2 separate regions of the Mus musculus genome follow, and region 1 is linked to region 2. The links are chromatin contacts, found by Hi-C or POLR2A ChIA-PET in ENCODE. All regions are on one chromosome and are shown on one strand. The core of a region is the stretch at or near the end of the contact, and the rest is flanking DNA. Distances in the headings are between cores, read along the strand shown. Region 1 holds the start of Cdc42ep1 (CDC42 effector protein (Rho GTPase binding) 1). Region 2 holds the start of Card10 (caspase recruitment domain family, member 10).

Region 1 (3,093 bases), core at 384-2,883, 40 kb after region 2:
GGTGCGCAATAAAAGCTGAGCGATTTTTAATTGCACCTATGCACGCACATATGCACGCACAGACACCTGACCATAGTTAAATACCCAGGCCCTGCCCGGCCCAGTTCTCTCCCACAGTGTTCCATGAGTTTCTGTGCCTCTGAGTCTTTGGGACACTGTCCCCAATTTCCCTGGGTGGCCCTGGGGGGAAAGATCTGGAACTGCTGTATCTCAGTCTTCTCTGCCTGCCACTGGTGTTCTCTGGGCCTCAGTTTCTCCATCTGTCCATCTGGGAAAAAATGATCCACCCCCTGTCGGCTAGCGTGAGGGTTTAGAGTGCCAACCCTGAAGCACAGCATTCTGTGAGGGAGGAGTAAGAGCTTGTCCTGTCCTGTCCCCCTCGGTCCTTAGGGCTCCTCACCCCTGCAGGGACAGTACCGCCCAGCTCCATCCCTGCCTCTGAGCTCAAAGCCTTTGCCCACAGTCTGTCCAGTGTGAACTTCCTAGGCCCTCTGCATCTCTATTTAAAACTTAACCTGGCTTCCTGCTCCTTTAGGGAACCTTGCTCAATACCCCACTCCCAGACTACCTTAGGGACATGTACTGCCACACACAGCCCCCAGGATTCCTGTCTGTCTGTCGTCACAGAAAAATCAGAGGGTACACGGATGGAGGGGCCTAGGATCTGTCTTCTTGAGCATGGCTGGCTTTGTGCCTTCTTTGAAGTAGTGGGGGCCTCACTAAAGGTTTCTAAGGTGTGACCTCATTTACCTGTTCAGCAACTCTCTTAGTTGTTAGAGCGGAGAACAGAAGATAATGTAATATCTGATGTCTGCTTTGATAACTCCACTATAGTAGGGGTATGTGTGTGTGTGTGTGTGTGTGTGTGTGTGTGTGTGTGTGTGTTTCTGGGAACAGAACTTCCATCCTCTGGAAGAGCATAAAGCACTCTTAACTGCTGAGCCCTGTCTCCGGCCCCATGGGGAAACTGAGACACTTGAAAGGCAAGGAGGAACAAGGGCCATCCCAGCTTAAGGGTCCATGAGATTATCACAGGTTACCCTACACCCCTCTACATAGTGGTCAGCTGTAAAGGCCTCTTCCCCAGAGCAGCTAAATATTCTGCTGGCACCCGACGGGGCTTGTATTGGGTTGCCAGGAATGGGGAATGGAGAAAATGGGAAAGAGTGAATGCCCCACATTTAAAAAAAAAAGAAAGAAAGAAAGAAAGAAAGAAAGAAAGAAAGAAAGAAAGAAAGAAAGAAAGAAAGAAAGAAAAAAATTCCAGCGAGTCTTCTGGTCAGTTCCTCCCGCCCCAGCAAGGAAAGGCTGGAGGCCCAGGACAGGGCTGTCAATCCTGGACTCCCCGAGGTCATCTAAGGAGCAGTGGGCAGCAAAGAGTCCCAGTGGCCTCCTCCAGGCAGTCCGGGCTCAAGACAGAGCGAACATTCCCGAGGTCGCCCCGCCTAGGGGTGGTGGGCAGGGGCCTGGCCTGGCTTGGCATCCCTGCCGCGCCACTGCAGCGCTCGCGGCGTGGCCAGCCAGCCCGGGAGGGGGCGCGGCCGCCGCGGGCGGAGCAGGGGCGGAGGGAGCCCGCAGCCCGCCCCCGCCCCGGGATCTGGCGGCCGAGCCCGCGGCCAGGGCGGCGCAGACCGGCCCAGCGACTCTCGGGTAGCGCTGGGACGCGCCGCCGCCGCGCCCGCCCCTGGACCCCCCGGGCTCGACGACACGAGGTAATCGTGGGCGCGGGCCGGGGGAGTGCGTACAGTCCTGGGCGCGGAGGGTGCGCGGGGCCAATCCGTAGGAGGCTGGAAAGTTCAGACTTCTCGGGTGGTTTTGTCACGTTGCGGGACGGCTCAGGGCACCAAAACCGAAGGGTAACGCAGTATACTGGGACGCGAGCAGAGGTGCCCAGGGCCGTCTGCCGCGTTCCTGCGCGGGCAGCGGAAGGGAAGGGACCCCAGGGCCTCTCGGCGACGCCAGCGCGGGAGCGGGAAGCTGGGGGGTGGGGGGGACGGACGATGGGGACAGGGCACCCTGCCCCCTCCCCAGCTGCATTCCAGGCTGGAGCAGCGGATGAGGTCATCCCGTCCGGTTCCCTTCTGGCCACGGCAGCCGCTGCCCTCTGCCCGCGCCGGACGGGAGCGAGAGACTCTCCCAAAGTCTCTCTTATGAGGTTCCCAGAAGGGAATGTTTCCTGGTTGAAGTTTTTCCTGGACTTCCCATCCCAACTGATTGTGCCCTTGTCCCAACTCGCCAAGTTTGAAGGCCGTTTTTCTACACTGGGAAACTGAGGCTGAGAGAGCACAGCGGTGGAGGGGGGGACTGCCTAGCTTTAACTTGGGGTGCTGGGGCAAGAAGACGTCTTAGTCGGTAGTGTCACACACAATTTAATACCGCCACCACTTGGGAAACTGAGGCAGGACGGTCACAATTTCGAGGTCAGCCTGGGAGATATATAGCAAGACCTTTTCAACAACACACACGTCTTTCCTCCCACTTTCCAGTGGTTCCCTTCTGTCCTACCGGCTCAACGAAGTTCAGAGAAGTCTGATCTGGGACAGTGACTCTGGGCAGTTTGTCTTAGTTTCCCTGTCTTCCACCCCAAAGTGCTGGACTTTGAGGGGATGTCCCTGGAGGACTTCTAATCTCAAATGTCACAAATTGGGGAAAATAGGAAGCAACAAAATCCCGCGGTTTCAGTGTTGCTATCTATCAAAGAGCCACTGTACCCACACTTCCCCTCCGGCGCCCCCAGCAGGCTGTCCGGGAGGTGGGGCTCTGCACACCTGCCTGAGGGTGTGTCTGGGTACTCCAAGGAGCAGCGCTTCTGCTCTTCTGCTCTGCTCCCTCTCTTTCCCCACCATCGGAGTGGCTTCTCTTACCCCACTTCCTTGCCTCCACATCCACCCCGTTGGCCTCTGAGTGAGTGGAGCCGGCCAATGCCCCAAAACTTGTCCCTGTGGTCATTACTACTGAGGGAGCCCTGGCCACGTGCCCAGACCATTGCACAGTAAATATAAGAGTTCTGTGGGGGTACTAAGCCTCACTGTGGCCACTCATGCCCTGGTCCCGGATGCCGAAGTGCAGAGCCTGAGTCCCGTTCCTCTCATG
Region 2 (2,865 bases), core at 138-2,637:
GGCAGGTTCCTGGCCAGTGAGCAGCGTGAAGTGTTCTGGGTAGTAGAATTCCAGGGCTTCCAGGAAGGCCTCGAAGCCCCTCTTGCCCCGGCAGCGTAAAATGTCTATGAGGCGCCCTGAGGGTAAAGGTTGTGACAGGGGTCAGGATGAGGTCTTCCCCCAGTGCCCCTGCTCTCCACCCCGACAATGCTCCAGGGCCTACGTTCCCCAGATTTTTGGGCTGTGACACACACCGGGGCCTGTCCCAACACATCAGGGAGCAAAGCTCAGTCTGCCCTGGCTAGGAACACCAGACCCTCCCCAGAGCACCTGCACTGGAGCAGGTCCCCAGCAACCCCTACACACACACACACACACACACACACACACACACACACACACACACACACACACACACGTTACGCATGCCCGGGGGCATCGGATGCCTGCGTTTCCCAGGCAAAATGCTCTCATTGACTTAAGTTCCCTGATACTTTTAGTCCCTCTGACAGTCCTGGTACAAAGACGCCCAGTGGGAGAGGAGCCTCGGAGAACTGAGCCCGGATTTGAGCTCTTGAGAAAAACTGATTCTTTAAGGGATACACAAATGGGACAGAGAGAACCAGAGAGGTCAAAGAGCACAGTAAAGATCCCACAGGGGTCGCCATCGGCACCGGCAACCACATCCAGCTGTCTGCTCTGGAGCGGGCCTAGGAAGGGAGAGGAAACCCCTGGCGGCGGGCTCACCGGTACGGTTAGCGCGGCACGGGAAACGGTAGGTGCTGAGCACCTCCTCCTCGTCCTGTTCGTCCAGGACGCGGCACTGGCGCAGATACGGCGTGAGCTTGGCCGGATTCAGGGCGCGCGTCAGTCGGTGCCGGACGCCCTCGATCCGCTCCCACAGCGCGTCCTCTTCGGCCTCCGACCCCGAACCCGCCCCAGCCTCCTCGTCAGCCTCGCCCGCGTCCGCCCGGCCCTGCATGGCCGCGTCCTCCGAGCCTGCGGGCGACAAGCACGGTGGGCACGGAGCCGCGGTCACCGCACCTGGGCGTCGCCCGCGGGTCCCGGCGCTGTCGGGCTCCGTCTTCCCGGGATCCCAAGCTGCTCTGCCTGCACCCTCCCGGGTCCCCGAGAGGTCACGCCCGCGTCCTCCCGGGCGTCCCGTCGGCGTCCTTTCACGTCCCCACGCTGCTGTCCCGCCCGTGTCCTCCCCGCACTCACCACGGGCGCTGCAGCTGCCCTGAGCTCCCGGCTCTGTGCTCGGCCGACGGCTCCGGAGGCGCGACGGGGCGGTGCCTTCGGGGTCATTGGCTCCGCCCCCAGCCCGGCGGCCTCCCGGGCCACCCAACATTGCCCGCGACCCGCTGCGCTCCGGTCGTCCTCCCGGCCGCTCTGCGGGCCAGCCGCGCCTCCCCACCCCCCACCCCCGCTTCCTGTTTCCCGCCGGCTCTCCGGGCCAGTCCTGGCGGGGTCCGCACGGCCCTCCCACACCTGCCCGGCCCCCGACGGGGCGGAGCCGCCACGCGCGCGCCCACACCCCGCGCGCCACCGCCAGGGCCACTGCCGCCGCTGCTGCTCACCTTGTCCCCCACCATGAGCACAACACCAGCCTGCACCCTCTACAAGCCCGACTCCCGGTGCAGCTGGCCACCCGGAACCCTGAACGCGACAAGTGTCCGCTCCACTAGCCACACACGCCCTGAAGTCAACAGGTCACACCAACTTAGCGAGCTCTGGGCTCGGACCTCATATACAGAGCCCCATCATTCCCACTTAAACTCGCATGGTAGGTATATTCACTCTGCTGAAAGTCACATAATACATATCTGTCTTTCAGGAAATATCTGCAAAGTGTGGGACAGGGCCTCAGAAGCTAGCAGAACTTTCACACGTGTCCATGTTCTGGGATAATGGCCTTACAAGTGTTGAGCAGGACTTCGACCGGAGACAGACTACTCACGTGCCTCTCCCTCCCACAAACACCCTGTGCCTAGGCACTTGAAAGCCCCGGTCAGCTGTGAGTCTCTCTCTGTGTGTGTCTCAGCTTTGCATTCATTTGCATCCTGTTCCCAGCTAGGCCTCTTATCTGCCGGTGACCTGGACAATTGCCCCTCCACAGTCTCAGTGTTCCCGAACACGCTGCCAAGAGCTCACATCTTTCACCAAGCCCAGGACAGCCTGTGTGGGCAGCAGAGGGGAGGGGTCATGGGCACCTTTCCAAAGAAGGGAGTCAGTCCCTGCAAGTGTCCAGACTGACTGCACTTTCATTCCTGAGTCAAGTTGATGGCACACGGGGACCAGGATGCTTGCATTTCTAAATGGCCGTTCCTGCGGGGTGGGAGGGAGTGTGGTTAAAATCAATTACATTTGAAAAGGCAGCGTCAAAACTCCCTTCTGCCTTGGAGACTAATACTCCCACAATAAGGTCCTGTAGTCACATGCTAGAAGCTCTCTGGGCACTGGAAAGTGCCCTCGGGGTGGCGAGAACAGGGTTAAGAGGACACAGAGGATCTGGAAAGATGTGTAGGTCCCCAAAGCCACCCATACTTTCCGAATTAGATGCATCACTCACCCAAGGAAACAAGGTTGACCACAACCCCTGAACAGCCCCTGCAGTAAAGAAACTAGTTTACCTACATAACCTAGTTCCTTTCCCAGCCTTGAAGAACCACAGACTTTTGCTGACTTGGTTTTGTTTGGAGTATCACCAGTTCACCTGCAGAAGCAGCTCTGTAGAAAGGACTGAATTCTAATGCAAACCTATCCCTTTACAAAGGAGGAAGCAGGGGCCCAGAGAGAGCAAGAACTTGCCACACACTGGATCCGCCCTGGCCTCTCTCCCCTCCCCAGGCTCGGTTCACACTAGGCTCCCTCCCAAGGATCGCC

The links. A loop is a pair of places that touch in the nucleus more often than their neighbours do. ChIA-PET counts read pairs that join two places held with the same protein, here RNA polymerase II (POLR2A).
Region 1: POLR2A ChIA-PET joins it to region 2 with 37 read pairs in Patski. The contact joins the promoter of Cdc42ep1 here to the promoter of Card10 in region 2. A Hi-C loop is called at or near these places in 8 of 37 maps with a recorded cell type or tissue (gastrocnemius, heart and mouse trophoblast stem cell). POLR2A ChIA-PET finds 5 or more read pairs at or near these places in 2 of 5 experiments (Patski and embryonic stem cell).

The regions. Positions count from the first base shown.
Region 1 is chr15:78,841,014-78,844,106 of GRCm38, forward strand. It overlaps Cdc42ep1 (CDC42 effector protein (Rho GTPase binding) 1), which reads left to right and starts at 1,634. Exons shown (of 3, transcript NM_027219.3): 1 at 1,634-1,712.
Region 2 is chr15:78,801,655-78,804,519 of GRCm38, forward strand. It overlaps Card10 (caspase recruitment domain family, member 10), which reads right to left and starts at 1,388. Exons shown (of 21, transcript NM_130859.2): 1 at 1,201-1,388; 2 at 727-978; 3 at 1-116. The coding sequence starts at 1,330.